2 separate regions of the Homo sapiens genome follow, and region 2 is linked to region 1. Evidence: read pairs that join two places in POLR2A ChIA-PET (ENCODE). Cell type or tissue: PC-9. All regions are shown on one strand.

Region 1 (8,000 bases):
GTGTCTACAGGCATGTCTATATTTATTTCTCTATGTATCTAGCTGGCTGTCCACACACAAGTTCATACTGATGCCTCCAACTCCCATCCACAAGGATTGTTCTAGCCTTCCTTCCCTTATTTCTCATTTGTAACTTCTTTCTCCAGCAGTGAGAAGCCTGGCTCTCATTACCTGTAGTATAGTTTTTTATTTGTTCACCCCTTGTGTATATGTAAAGTAGTTTCTCCATAGTCTTTTCAAAACCTAAATCGGATCAGTCCTTCGCTCAAAACCCTCCCGTGCCTCCCCATTTCTTTTAGAGTAAACCCAAAGCCCTGGACATCTGACCTACAAAGCCCTACGTGCTGTGGATCCTCAATACATATTGATCAACTCACCCCTCCTTCTGCTTCTGCCCTAGATTCGTTGGCCCCCCTTGTACATGACAGGCTAGGTGATGGAAGGGGACTGACTGAGAAGGGGAACAGGAACCTTCTTGGTAAAACAGAACTCTTCCACATCTTGACTTGCGTGGTGGTAACACAACTATACATTCTAGTTCCTTAAGCTGCACACTAAAAATTAGTAAATTTTGGCCGGGCGCGGTGGCTCACGCCTATAATCCCAACACTTTGGGAGGCCAAGGCAGGCGAATCACGAGGTCAGGAGATCGAGACCATCCTGGCTAACACGGGGAAACCCTGTCTCTACTAAAAATACAAAAAATTAGCCGGGCATGGTGGCGGGCGCCTGTAGTCCCAGCTACTTGGGAGGCTGAGGCAGGACAATGGTGTGAACCCGGGAGGCGGAGCTTGCAGTGAGCCAAGATCGTGCCACTGCACTCCAGCCTGGGTGACAGAGCAAGACTCCATCTCAAAAAAAAAATAGTAAATTTTAGTTACATATGCTACAATAAAGTTGATTTTTTTAAAGAGACGTTTATCTCGGCCAGGCGGGGTGGCTCACGGCTGTAATCTCAGCTCTTTGTGAGGCCAAGGCAGGTGGATCACCTGAGGTCCAGAGTTCAAGACCAGCCTGGCCAACATGGTGAAATGCCATCTCTACTAAATATAGAAATTAGCCAGGCATGGTGGCATGCACCTGTAATCCCAGCTACTTGGGAGGCTAAGATAGGAGAATTGCTTGAACCCAGGAGACGGAGGTTGCAGTGAGCCGAGATGGCACCACTTCACTCCAGACTGGGTGACAGAGCAAGACTCTATCTCGAAGGAAAAAAAAAAGAGACATTTATCCCAAGAAGTGCTATCTACAGTATCATTTGAAATGTTAGTTTTATGTTTCTAAAGTACTTTGAAGTACTTTGGGAGGCTGAGGCAGGAGGATCACTTGAGGCCAGGAGTTCAAGACCAGCCTGGGCAACATAGTGAGGCCTCATCTCTTACTAAACATAAAAAACTTGGCTAGGCGTGGTGGTGTGCCTGTAGTCCCAGCTACTCAGAAGGCTGAGGCAGGAGGATCGCTTGAGCCCAGGAGTTTGAAGATGCAGGGAGCTGTGATCACCACTGCACTCCAGCCTGGGTGACAAGCAAGACCCTGTTTCCAAAAATAAAATATTTAAAAAAAAATAAAGTAGATAAAACACAAACTGTTTTGTCAGTGACCACATCAAAAGGAAATACATTTTTCATTGCACACACATGCAAGCAACTGAAACAAAAATTCTACAAAGCATTACTTATCCCTCCAATGTTTTAATCTCCTTTTTAGTGCTGGATTGGTGCCACAAATTTAATATCATGACTCATTAATGGATCTTGCTTTATAATTTCAAAACCCTTCATTCAAATGATGCCGTCTACACGTTAGTCAATTACATGGGCCTGGCATTCATCAACACCTGTGGGTTTTCTTTTCTTTATTTTTTTTGAGACGGATCTCACCCTGTCGCCCAGCCCAGCCTGGAGTGCAGTGGCGTGATCTTGGCTCACTGCAGCCTCCACCTACCAGGTTCAAGCAATTATCTTGCCTCAGCCTCCTGAGAATCTGGGATTACAGGCGCCTGCCACCACACCCGGCTCATTTTTGTGTGATTAGTAGAGACGGGGTTTCACCAAGTTGGCCAGGCTGGTCCAGAACTCCTGACCTCAGGTGATCCGCCCACCTCAGCCTCCCAAAGTACGAGATTATAGGCATGAGCCGCCATACCCGGCCCACCTGTGGGCTTTCTAAATGTGGTGGACAATGAGTCTGATTGAACACATTTCTGTAATGGGCCTCCGCTGGCCACCCCTCCACTCCCACCTTCCTGAAGACTCCTGGCCTGTGGTTGGGGAAATGCTGCCCTCAACTCAAGCCCACCCTTTCTAACCTCTTACCACCTCCTCAATAGTAAATTTCCTACATCAACTCGCAAGCGGCTAAATCAGCAGGCAAGGATAATTTATGGACTCACAAACTACTTGAAATTGTTTTTGCACTGTATTGGGGGATTGTCTGGATGACGTCGATAGCTATGGTCAGGAAGCTGGTTTCAATTTCTCGATCACAAAGTGTCAGCATCATCAATAAAAATGTCAGTGGCAGCCAAGGCAACTGAAGTTCTTACAAAAGCTACCAAGGCCCTCCTTCCAGATAGCCCCGAAGTTTAGTCATCAGCAGCCAAAAGGGTAACTCAGAGCTGGAGCCTTTGATTAATACTGCCATAGTTGAAGCTCACAGAGTTAGATTTGGAGACATCGGGGTTAAATCGTGGACTCTCAGCCTAGCCCCACCCCATTCATCCCCATCTGCCTAAATCCATCTATACTTCAAGGCCCAACTCAGATGTTACCTCCTCCGCAAAGCCTGCCCTGAGGGTGGCGGTGGAAATCAGGCCTGCCTTTGAACTGTCAAGGGTGTTCAGTTGTAACTTTCTGATGAAGTGTGCTCCATTCTACTGGGTAATCTCATTCGGTATATCCCACTCCACACCACTCCTGTGACCTTGTGGTTAGGGACCATGATTGTATTCTTTATCCTGGAATCTCCATGCTGCCTAGTCCAGTTCTTGCTTTTGGTAAGCACTGAATGAGTAAAATATGTGGCTGCTAAATTGCAATGTTTTAAAATATAGAAAGTCTGGGTTCAAGTTCTGGTTTGGTGATTAACTTCTGGTGTGATGTTGGCCAACTCACTCAGAGGTTATAACTCTCGGACCTTAGCTTCCTTAGCTGTCATTAAGGGAACAAGATGCCACTATTTCTAAGATTCTGGGGTAGCCAGCCTCCAAGACAGTGCCCAGTGATCCCCATCTCCTGCCGTTACTTCGTCATTGTACCTAGGGTGGTTGGTATGTCACTTCTGATAGTGGATTATAAAAGGTACTATGGGCCAGGCGCAGTGGCTTATGCCTGTAATCTCAGCACTTTTGGGGGCCGAGGTGGGCAGATCAAGAGTTTGAGACCAGCCTGACCAACATGGTGAAATCCCGTCTCTGCTAAAAATACAAAAATCAGCTGGGCGTGGTGGTGCATGCCTGTAATCACAGCTACTCAGGAGGCTGAGGCAGGAGAATCACTTGAACCCAGGAGGCGAAGGTTGCAGTGAGCCGAGATTGTGGCACTGTACTCCAGCCTGGGTGACAGAGTGAGATTCCCTCTCAAAAAAAAAAAAGGTACTATGGCTTCCTTCTTGGTCATTCTCTCTCTGCTTTGGATCCCTCACTCTGGGAGAAGTTAGATGCCATGTCATTGGCACCCTTTGGAGATGTAGCCAGTGAGTAACTGAAGCCTCTGGCCCACAGCCTGTGAGGAACCAAGAGCTGCCAGCAACCATGCAAGTGAGCCTGGAAGTGGATTCACCAGCCCCAGCCAATCCCTGAGACAACTGCAGCTGTGGCCCAGCTTGACTGCAGCTCCATGTGAGAATCGGAGCCCAAGCAACCCAGCTAAGCCACTCTTGGATTCCAGACCCTCAGAAGCTGTGAGATAATAAATATTTGCTGATTTGAGGTCCTTTGTTACACAGCAATAGATAACTCATACAAATTGTTTCTGGCTCTAAAATTCTATAAGCGTGAAGTCCCTGAAATACAGCTATTGCATTCAGGAAAAGCCTGATTTACAGCAATTGTCAATCCTTCCCCTCCTGCCCCCAGCCAGAATCATAAAGAGATAATACAAAATATGTCAAAACATATTGTAGAATCACAATATTTATTTTATTTGTTTTTATAAGAGTTCCCAAAGCCTTGTTGATTTTGCTTCACTGAATCCTTTATTTAACAAATGAAGGTGGAAATCCAGATAAATTAGGTGATTGGAAGAATGCAAATGTGTTTCACTTTCACAACATTTGCAATTCCTCGGTGGTGAATGAAAATGAGGTACAGGCTTGCTTTGTTTCACTTCTGCCTCATCATGAGAAATGCATCTTGAGCGGTGGTAATACTTGCACATGTCTCCCCAGGCAGCCATGGGCCCGGGGAACTCTCAGGGGAGAAGAGTGAGTGCAGCTTGCTAAGTCACCTCCAGAAAAATAGCTGAAGGTTGGAAACAGACAGCTGGGCAATGGGGCTACCAGGTCAGACTGGATTAACAGAAGACTTTTGACAGGACAGGTGACAAGAAGTGATTTTCTGTTTAAAATGGAGACCATCCATGATAAACAGGGGGCTGGGAAGGAAATTAAGAGCATGGAGGGTGGGTTCAGGAGGCATGTGTCTTCTCTGGCTGTGGTTTGAGCCCTGGTGGTTCCCCCAGATGAAAACAAGCAGCTGATGGCCTCATCAGCTGATGACAAAGGCTGATGACAAGTGCAAGGATGAGTTTGGAAAGATGGTAAGAAGGGGCTGGAAGAGGAAAGAGAATGCTGAGGGTGATAAAGCACATTTGGAGGGCAAGGGTCTGTTCTGCCCACTATGGGTCTCTAGATTTGGTGTTCCATGGAAGAGACCCTCAACATAGGTTTGTTGAAAGGATGGGAGTGCATGTGAAAATGAAATTAGGAAAAGGGGCACGGTGGCTCACACCTGTAATCCCAGCACTTCGGGAGGCTGAGGCGGGCAGATCACCCGATGTCAGGAGTTTGAGACCAGCCTGGCCAACATGGCAAAACCCTGTCTCTACTGAAAATACAAAAATTAGCTGGGCGTGGTGGCGCATGCCTGTAATCCCAGCTGCCTGGGAGGCTGAGACAGGAGGATCACTTGAACCAGGGAGGCAGAGTTTGCAGTGAGCCGAGACCATGCCACTGTTCTGCAGCCTGGGTGACACAGTGAGACTACGTCTCAAAAAAAAAGAAAAGAAATTAGGAAAAATAAGAAAAGAGGTGTGGATGGGTGGGAGATGACTCTGGAAGATTAAAAGTGTGTTGCTCTGAAAGCATTTGCTTTATCAAATGGGCTTTTGTTGCAGTATTTTCTTATTTAAGTAATGTGGTCATTTAGATAAACCCCATCTTGAACTTAATAATTGCCTCTTGAATCAAAAAGATTGAAGCCGCCATGCCCATATTCCTGGCTACTCAGAAGGCTGAGGCAGGAGGATCACTTGGGCCCAGGAGTTCAAGGCCAGCCTGGGCAACATAGCAAGACCCCATCTCAAAAAAAAAAAAAAAGATCTAAATAGTCTTAACTGGTTGGGGAGCTTTGGACTTTTTGGTGTTGCTGTGGAATAAAGGAGAAGTATGGGTAAGAAACAAGATGTGTGAGGCTGGAGGGAAGAGGGAGAAGCTGATGGGATGCCCAGTCTGAGAGTCAAGTCTTTTACGGGACTTAAGACCAGAGAGTTCTTTTTTTATTATTATTGTTTTAGACAGAGTCTTGCTGTGTCACCAGGCTGGAGTGCAGTGGTGCAATCTCGGCTCACTGAAACCTTCACCTCCCAGGTTCAAGCAATTCTCCTGCCTCAGCCTCCCGAGTAGCTGGGACGACAGGCACGTGCCACCACACCCAGCTAATTTTTTGTATTTTTAGTAGAGACGAGGTTTCACCATGTTGGCCAGGATGGTCTTGAGCTCTTGACCTCATGATCTGCCTACCTCGGCCTCCCAAAGTGCTGGGATTACAGGTGTGAGCCACCACGCCCGGCCAAGACCAGAGAGTCGTTTGGCTGCAAACCTCCTATTGATTTCAGCAAACCTGGCTACTTCACCAAGATCACTGCGGTAGCTTCCTTGCTCCTTCCAAGAGATCCCTTTCCAATTGCTGGACCACACAGAGCTGAACGCACTGCTGCTCCACCATGTGAGTTTTCCCTTTGTGAATGAAATAAAGACATGCTTGAGGAGTGAATAGCAGAAAAACCCATCAAAATGGAAATACTGTGCTAGGGAACGGAATTCCGGAAGATAAAGGAACTCGGTATTTTTTGGTGTATTAAAGAGCAATTTCTCCTCCTTTATATTTGTATACCCCATGAGGATTATTTTTTCTGAAGCCAAGTATTTGGATAGATGCGATAATAGATGTGAAAGTGTCTCAAGTCCAATAAGCTGTTGTTTGCTAGTGACGGTAGTACAGTGTTTCACTGGCTCTCCCCACGTAACTGTCAGGAAGGGAGGAAGCAAATGTCATTGATACTTTGCAACAACACCAAGCCACAGAGTTTTGAACAATTTGCTCAGTGTGACAGGACGAGTCGGAGTGGGTCATGGGGTGACAAGTACCAGATCTTGGGTCCTAGATACGCTTTTTCCACTGAGATCACACTGGATTTTGACACAGGGATCTTGGCTGGTGGGGGTGGGGGGCGGGGAGGCAGCAGATCCCAAACAGTCAAGTCTTTACCTGGCAAGTTAGTAGAAGGCCATGGTGTGAAGACAACCCCAGACCACACTCAAACCTGGAAGTAATTCCTGTTGAACTTTGTACAGCAGGACACAAGGTTAGAATACCTGGGCAGACATGAATACTGAGTCAGGTGGAGGCTCAGTCATTTTCTGGGATTTGATTAGACAGGAGGCACGAGAGACCCAGGGCTGCTAGTATGGGAGAGGGTGGGTAATATTTGAAATAATAGCCAGATTCCCCTTCCCCATGTTGTCAGCTTTCTAGGTCACTTAGGGAAGGATGATCAGCAGAAAGTAGGGAAGGGCAAAGATTCAGACACTGGCCTTCGCTTTTCCAATGCCTCAGTCTTGGGGTGATGGAAGAAACCTCGTGTATGCGGCACCTGGGAGAACTACCCTGGAGAAAGAACACAGCTTTCTACCCTCCACCCTGAACCCCCAGGCCAGGAAAGATTTTTCCCCCTTGGCAGAGTGGAAGAGTTGTCGAGAAGGCCGGGAGTGGACTGGTGCTTCCCAGGGAAGGGCGCCTGTGACCTGTTCCCTTGGGCTCTACCCTGGGCAGAGGAACAACCAGGGAGGCCGTGGCACCTGGGAGGGTGGCAGGATTCCGGAGGAGAAGTATGACTGTGCAGTAAGGCTAGGCAGAAAGGCCTGGCCAGACTCACAGCCCATCCTGTCAAGGGAGCAGCAGAATGTTTCCGGTGCCTCTGAGAGACTGGATTGCGTGATTAAATATACTTAATCGATTTTCAAGGAGCTCTATTCTCTTCTGAAAGGCAATGAATTTAGAAACACCCTTATATGACAATGTGATAAAAAAAATCAGGATATATGTCAGATTTCCAGCCTACTGTTTTAAAATACATATTCTAATAAATTAAAATATAGCAAGTGCAACTAACACTCCAGATGCCGAGTGGAGATGCCCATGTATAAAGCATTAGCTCTTCAAGTGCTTCACCAAAGCCGTGTTTCAGGGACTGTTGAAATAATACTGGCATGGAGCTTTTCATTCTGATTTCTCCAGAAACTTATAATGGAACAAGTATCTTTGTTTGTGTCAATGTAACAGAATTTAGGATAGTTAGGAAATATCTTTTCCTTCTTTTTTTTTTTTTCTTTTTTTGAGAGGAAGTCTCACTCAGTCGCCCAGGCTGGAGTGCAGTGGTGTGATCTCAGCTCACTGCAACCTCCACCTCCCAGGTTCAAGTGATCCTCCTGCCTCAGCCTCCCGAGTAGCTGGGACTACAGGCGTGAGCCACCACACCTGGCTAATTTTTGGTATTGTATGT
Region 2 (8,000 bases), 420 kb after region 1:
GGGTCCCTACAACAGGAAGCTACTGGAGCTTGTGAAATATTTCCAGTTATTTTCTACAGAAATTAAACATATCAATTCTACCGGCAGGTCATGTGAGATGACAGGTTTAAAAATGTATGTTGATTGGGGGAGAAAAGCAAAGAAAAAAAATAGAAGAAAATAAAGTCATTTCCTGTGTCAGTTGTAATTTGGGAGGCTTTTTTCCAGTGCCCTTCTAAGTAAATCTGCCATAATCAAATGTAGTCAAATATAACTGCAATGTGCAAAAGCACAGTGATGACCTGAGAGGAAGGTGCCACTAAGAACCCCTGGGACCAGTCTTCTATCTCTTCCATCAGACATCCACTACTACCTCCCCAAAAAGGCTCAGGGTTATTTCATAAACACCAGTAGCCTCCCATGTATTTAACTTAGCACAAATAAGAGAACCAATATGTAAGGGATTTTTTTTGCTCTTAAGAACCAACCATTCCTCTTACCCCAGCCTTTACAGACCTGGAAAACCATCCCTGATTTGCCCCCAGCCTCATCCCCCACTACAACTTAAACAAACCTTCCTCTCCAGCCTTGCTTCCAGCCCCAAAATACATTTTTAAAGTTCTGATGCCAAGACCACCCCATCAAGTCTAGTATAATCCTTCTGATCATCTAAGTACCCTCCTCCAGGAGACCTCCAAGATCCCTCTGGGCAAAATGATCTCTTCCTCCAATTCCAGGGCTCTTTCCCAGTGTGCTCACTCCATCCTCACTCATAAAAGCATCTGGTTCCATTCCACAGCTGGGCACACCTTATCTTCTCAAGAGACAATGTAAGCTCTTTTTAAAACAGGGGCTGCATTTTACACACCTCACATACCTCCTGCAGGTCCCCGAACATCCAAACACTCCAAATTTGTCTCTGTCTCCAAATCCTACAAAACCAAATTCTCTCTACCCAGCTCAGCTCAGCATCCCTGGGGCCCCGATCTACCTCATCTGCCTCCTCTGCTCTAGAGTAAAAGCAACACCAGTCACCCCCACTCTGCCGCCCACTGTAGCCGAATCCAAGTGGCACTCTCAGCCCATGCTCTTATCAGTGCACTGGGGGCAGGCCTACCATCTACCAAGCACCAGAAATGCCCCTCCGAGCTTTGTGCAGCCCCCTTGCCAGGCAGACAGCCTCCAGGGCCAGGTTCGGCACGGGAAGCTAGAACACGGGGCTGACTGCACAGCCTGGGGCAGACACACCTCAGCTTCCACACCCACCTGACAAGGCTGCCCAGAGGATGGAGGGAAGTCAGTGTTTCACCCACTGCCCTAATGGGAAGACAGTGTTTCTCACCCACTGCTCAAGCCTGGAAGCAAAAGGTCCCAATGTTCCTACTCGATGACCCGCCCTGTCATGCCCTGTCCAGATATCTAACCCTCACCTTTCTCTGTCCATCAAGCAGTAAGAATTCATAGCAGCCAGCACATATGACCCTGAGGGCAACGTTCTAACAAAGCCAAAGAAAAGGTGGCACACTGGCCTTCAATTCAAAGCCCAGGGTGGCAAGAAAAGGGTCACTAGTTCCCTGAAAATAACTGGCATGCAAAATTCAAACAGGTAATTGGGGTGGAGTTCATGGAAAAGGGAAGAGAAAACCTCACATGGGTTTGTATACCCTTCATTTAAGCACACTGTCTTCAGGCAGCAGAGGTTTCAAGGTGCATGCTAAACACCCTTGCGCAGGTTTCAGAGAGCAGATAAAAGGGGCTAACCAGGCTCTCAGGAAGCCCAATCCGCACACGCACGGAGCCGAGCCAGTGGAAACCATAAGCCTGTCTCATCTGTCTCTAAACTGCTCACAGGATGAACAGGAAGGCTTGATCGATACTGATTTTACAGTCATAGGAGTGACTCATCACGAAATTCTACCCAGCTTAAAGCTCAGCTGTGAACAGAAACAAAACAACATAATGGCAGGGTCAGATTTAAAATAGTAAGTATGACTGGTAAACAGTTAATGCTCATAAACAATTAACAATCACCTTCCCAGCCTCCTGGATTTGCTGGGAGAGGAAAAAGTACTACTGAGGGCTCTGAAGCGGGCTGCAGCAGTAAGTCTGTCTTCTGTGGCAGCCCCTTCCAACTCACTGATGCTGGTGTCAGCTTTACAAAACAGACCCTGGAGGGTCACGAGGAGCTGCTTTTAATAGAATTCCACACATCTGATGGGTACGTGCTCACTGAGGAGGGGAGAGAGGAGGAATGTACTTACATGGAACAGAGTTTTCAGAGAGTGAAATTTAAGCTCTCCTGGAGTATAACTTCCTCTATGTAGCTCCTGCAGAGTTTAAAATAAGCAACTTATCTGTCCTAAAATGAGAGAAATGGGGTCATATAAAATTTCTCAATAATTGAGTTCCTCTCAAACTGCATTCACTTTAAGGAAAGCACTGGGGTGCTCAGAAGGTGCACTACACATTTCAGGCATTTGGTTACAGAGGCGAATGTGCTCAGCGCCATCCTGAAGACATGTACTTTCAAGTACTGGATTCCATGTAAATTTTAATGATCTGTAACCAACTCTCAGACCTGGCCAAGAACTTCCATAGAGAATCCTGGTCTGGAGATCCCTTCACTATGGCACACTGCTCCACTGTTCTGAACTGCATGACTGTGTCCCCTCCAATTCATATACTGAAGCCCCAACCCCCAGATACCTTCAGTGGTATCTGAAGGTGGGGCCTTAGGGAGGTAATCAGGTTTAGATGAGGTCCTGAGGGTAGAGCCCCCATAATGGCAACAATGCCCTTACATAAAGAGGAAGAGACCAGAGCCCCTTGCTCTCTCCACCCTGTGAGGACACATGACATTTGTCATCTGCAAGCCAAGAAATGGACCCTTAACAGAAACCAAATTTGGTCGGCACCTTGATCTCAGACTTCCAGCCTCCAGAACTGTGAGAAACATAAGTCTGTGGTTTTAGCCCTCAGTCTATAGTAACCTGTCACAGCAGTCTGAGCTAAGACATCCATACAGCCCCGTAAGAGAACCAACCCAGGGACGAGCAACACCTCTCATCATCTGACACCACCTCCTGCCTGACGACCAGGCAAAACAAGCACATACACAAACAAGCAAAAGGGGAGGATGAGAGTGGTCATTCGGGTTTGCTTTGGAGGTCCAGAGAAAATGCAAGTCCAACTTCCAGGCACAGACCAGTTGCCCGCAGCAGGCTTCCTCCCATTGGTCTCAGACCAAGGTGAGCCACTCCCCCGGGCGGGACAGAGAAAGCTCCTCTGGAAGCCAGACAAGCTCGGCCACCTCGAAGTCTTCTTTGGAATCCAGCAGGTCCAGGCCTGAGCCCTGGCGCCTGGTTAAACCAAAGGATGACAACCAAGCAGAAAAAAATAGCCCCAGAGAGTATCTGCTGGAGAGGCAGACAGGCGGACCTGGCCTTCGACACACAGCATGCGTGCCATGGTCTCTAGCAGCGCGTCCCTCCAAGCTTCCTGGCCTGTAAGGCGAAGCCTCTAGCCCTTTTCTACTTTTAGGATGCTCAGATTCTTGCCTGCAGAGGTCAATCCCTTTCTTTCAAGGGCTCCCCCCTCTGTAATGAGGCAGTCCATTTACAATAAAAAAAAAATTGAGCTGTCAAAACAAATGAAAAACTTCCAGTATAATCATAATCAGTGAGGGAATCAAACATCTAAACAAATCTCTCTTCTGGAAAAATAAGAAAATGAAAAAGCAATTACACGTCACATGGCTGATTAGCAATAAATTTCATTTGTGACTACGGTGGCATGAGTTTGACTCCTGACTTGCTTTCCTTGAAAGAAAAAAATTATCTGCAATACTGTCTCTTGATATAGAAAACAGACCCATTCCATCTGACTCAGCTCAAACCTGCGTTTTTTTTCAAGGCCTCTCCTGACCTCACAGTTCCCCCGCAGTGATCCCGTGGTACCTAGGACCGCCATGGACAAGGACTGGTCTCCTTGAATTTGTCTCCCCAACTATTCCACACATATACTCGCATAAACAATTGAGAAATAAGCTTTTTAAAATTGTGGTAAAATATACACAACAAAGAATTTAACATTTTAACCCTTGTTAAGTGTATAGTTCACTGACACTGATTCACAATGTTGCTCAACCACCGTAACCATCCACCTCTAGAACTTTTACATGTTCCCAAACTGAAACTCTGTACCCATTAAACACCAATTCCTCATTGCTCCCTCCCCCCAGCCTCTATTCACCGCCCCTCACCATTCTACTTTCCGTCTCTATGAATGTGACTACTCTACATAGCTCACGTAAGGGTAACAATTATGCACTGTTTGTCCTTTCATGACTGGCTTCTTTCACTTCGCAGAGTGTCTTCAAGGTTCACAGACATTGTAGCACATCATAGAATTTCCTTCCTTTTTAAGGCTCAATGATATTCCATTGTATGGATAGACCACATTTTGTTTATCCACCCGTCTATGGATGGACCCTTGAGTTGCTTTCACTTTTTGGCTATTTTGAATTATTTGCTGCCATGAACATGGGTGTACAAATATCTGTTCGAGCCCCTGCTTTCACTTCTTTTTGGGCATATACCCCAAAGTGGAATTGCTGGATCATATGGCAATTCTATGATGAATTTATTGAGGAAGCACCATATCATCTTCCTGTTAAAAAAAAAAAAGGCTGTGCCATTTTAACAGTCTCACCAGTAAGGCACAAGGGTTCCAACATCTCCACATCCTGGCCTATGCTTGCTATCATCTGGTGTTTTTGGTAATAGCCATACTAATGAGTATGAAGTACCAATTGTGGGTCTGACTTACATTTCACCAATGACTAGTGACTTTCAACATCTTTTCATGTGCCTATTTGCCTCAAGTAGTAAGTTTTAAATCAAAAGAATTAACCCCTCCTCCTAAGAGACCTCTCATCACAGAAAGCAAACAGTAGTATCCTTACCTACTAGCATTGTTAAATTGGTTAGTCTGGGCTCAAAACACTTTTGTTTTCCTTGCAAATACCACCATAGGCAATATTCGCTTAGCAAGACCATTCAAGTCCATCTACCAAGTTGCCTAAACAGGACTAACCTTGAATTCTGGTCTCAGGAAGACCTTGTGCGATCCAGGGAGCAGAGCAAGAGAGCAGCTCCTTCTCGCACCATCCTGCATCAGGCAACACACTGCAGCTGGCTTCCCACCTGACTGAAGCCTTCTCCTGTTCTGGCAGCCATGGGCCGCTCCAGCTGGGGATGCTCATCCTTGCAAGCAGCCATCCACGCACAAAGGGCACAGGTTCTCAGGGTTCTCCACATTCAATTTAAAATACCCTAATTTGTGTTGCAGATACTTAATCTAAGTGTTTTTCAGATCCTGTGCCCTAAATTTTGGCTGGAAACATAGTCCCACTCACATCCCTCATGCTCGTGACCAGGCTCTTCCCCAGGCCACATGACCCCCAATTACCTCCCCCTCCTTGAAGAAGGAAGAGACTGAAGGGCGAAGGGACATCCACAGTTCACATTGATAACGCAAATGATCCATCACCATGGCCTCAAAAGGGCCTTGGAATCCAAATGACCCACTTACTGGAGGAGGATGCTTCAAACGGAGGCAGATGCAGAGTCAGGAGGGAGACAGGGACAGAAAAGGAGGAAGCTGTGCTGCTATCCCCAGTGGAGCGCTTGTCAAACTCTCTTTACAAGAAATGAAGCTGGGTTCCTGCCGGGCGCGGTGGCTCACGCCTTTAATCCCAGCACTTTGGGAGGCCGAGGTGGGCGGATCACAAGGTCAGGAGATCAAGACCATCCTGGCTAACACGGTGAAACCCCATCTCTACTAAAAATACAAAAATTAGTGTGGCAGCGGACGCCTGTAGTCCCAGCTGCTGGGGAGGCTGAGGCAGGAGAATGGCGTGAACCCGGGAGGTGGAGCTTGCAGTGAGCCAAGATTGCGCCACCACACTCCAGCCTGGACGACAGAGCGAGATTCCATCCAAAAAAAAAAAAAAAAATGAAGCTGGTTCCTAATTCTGCAGTCAAAAAAAAACGGCAAATGTAGCTAGGAGCAAAACATCAGAATCAATACACACCCAAAGGGTATTTTTTTTTTTAAAGGAAGTAAATAACTTCTAATGCGTATTTCCTCTATCCTTAGCAACAATAGTATCAGCTAACTCCTAGTGTTTATAAACCCTAGGTTCTAAGAAATGTGTATGTATTCACTCATGAAGTATTGGTAACGATCCTCCAAGATGGGTGACACTTTTTTTTTTTTTTTTTTGACATGGAGTCTCACTCTCGCCCAGGCTGGAGTGCAGTGGCGCGATCTTGGCTCACTGCAACCTCCAACCTCCAACCTCCAACCTCCAACCTCCACCTCCCAGGTTCAAGTGATTCTCCTGCCTCAGCCTCCTGAGTAGCTGGGATTACAGGTGCATGCCACTGTGCCTGGCTAATTTTTATATTTTTAGTAGAGACAGGGTTTCACCATGTTAGCCAGGCTGGTCTCGAACTCCTGATTTCAGGTGATCCGCTCACCTCGGCCTCCCAAAGTGCTGGGATTACAGGCATGAGCCACCGCACTCGGCCTGATGGGTGGCATTATCTTCCATTTTACAGATGAGGAAAGGAGAGCAGAGAGGGTCAATAACGTGCCCCGGTACAATGCATCAGTAGACTTCTAATTCTCCAACCCTCATCTCAGAGGGGAATGGTGTCATGAAACAAGACTGGGGGGAAAAGGGAGAAGGCCTGCTTTCTAGTCGAGAAAAGCGGAGACCGTCTGAAACTCTACTTGCTCCAACAGGTGAACGTGATTGAAAATTCAGAATTCACTCTCCTAATAGCAGGAAAGTGTTACAAAAGCCCACAGGCCAAATGATACCACCCTCCCAGGAAGTCTCTTGCAGAACTGTGTTTTTTAATGTTATTTGTCAAGTGAAAACAGTTACAGTGGCAGAACAGGCAGCACCCAGAGAGTGGCACTAATCGTGGGCTAAGGATGGGCAATTGCTTCTCATCAAGAACCACAATGTGTCCAGTCAATTTACAAACATAAATCAACACAAGTTCAAAAGCACCAGTAGCAAAGTCCAGGCCTGGATGTGAAGCTGGCACCCCTCTTTAAACAAACTGTTCCTCTTCACTTGCATGGTAAGGACTGGAAAGAGCCCTGCCGCGTTGGCCAGCTCTTCAGGGTAGCGGGGGCCACCGCCCTCTCCCAGCCTCGGGAAGCCCAAGGCCACTGCATCAGCCTGGCCCAGCCCAGAACCAGCCTCGGGCCCAGCCGGCCCAACTCAGAAAAAGGCAGGGGTCAGTCTCCAGCCTGGACTCCTCTAAAAATCAGAAAGCAGTGCCCCAGCAAACGAACAACAACAGCGCTCACCTGAAACAGTTTCACCTTCATTTTTAGAGGAGAGGAACACAATAGGAGGGCGTATTACTCCACGGGTTTTAACCCTAGCCCTTGATGCTACCAGGTATCCATGATGCCCCTAATAAAGGTGACAGTTCCTCCACTTTTCTAACATCCAGCTATTCTTTAAAAAAGTTGAACACTGCAGTTTCCGGAGAACTTTGCTATGTGAATTGCCTCACTGCAGGTGTGCTCTCCCCTAGCTCTCTCCATTCCATGCCTTAAAAGTGCCAGGTGTCTCCTCGGGAGCTGCCCTGTGCTACCGCCCCCAGTCCTGCAGCCAACCTGTTTTGCGGGTCCTGCCTCTCCATCAACTGGGACTGCTCTCTCGACAAACCACCCCAGCCCACAGCTCCTCTGGCAACCCAGCCCCTCACACCGAGGACCCATCTCACCAGTCACCTCCCTCAGCTGGGCCAACCTGTCCAGTCCATTCCTGCTTCCTGGTCTCAGGTCTAGAGACAAGACTTCCCTCCCTGAGCCTGTCCTCACTGCCTCCCTCATCTATACCATCACTGGCTCACACCGGGGTGTCTATCTGTCCCCCAATCCTGACTCCATCGAGAGACCAGAGCAGCCTCCCCAGAACACCCTTCTCAGCG

What was found. ChIA-PET counts read pairs that join two places held together with the same protein. Peaks named below come from ENCODE experiments on the same cell type or tissue, not always from the same donor. Only the 100,000 strongest peaks of a DNase experiment are listed, where the experiment ranks them.
Region 2: POLR2A ChIA-PET joins it to region 1 with 10 read pairs; 3 of 35 experiments call an interaction of 5 or more read pairs at or near these places.

The regions. Positions count from the first base shown.
Region 1 is chr15:99,086,892-99,094,891 of GRCh38, reverse strand. It overlaps SYNM-AS1 (SYNM antisense RNA 1), which reads left to right. Exons shown (of 3, transcript NR_187219.1): 3 at 3,722-3,928. Among named protein-coding and RNA genes, the nearest start is that of SYNM, 14 kb to the left of the region's middle. RefSeq lists an enhancer at 4,202-4,291. In PC-9, no CTCF peak of the experiment used is centred here; no DNase peak of the experiment used is centred here; H3K27me3 peaks cover 824 bases.
Region 2 is chr15:98,662,955-98,670,954 of GRCh38, reverse strand. The region is part of intron 1 of IGF1R (insulin like growth factor 1 receptor); the gene reads right to left. Among named protein-coding and RNA genes, the nearest start is that of IRAIN, 16 kb to the right of the region's middle. RefSeq lists enhancers at 1-219, 948-1,673, 1,324-2,523 and a silencer at 7,501-7,795. In PC-9, no CTCF peak of the experiment used is centred here; a DNase peak (open chromatin) is centred at 1,884; H3K4me3 peaks cover 1,011 bases; H3K27ac peaks cover 2,807 bases.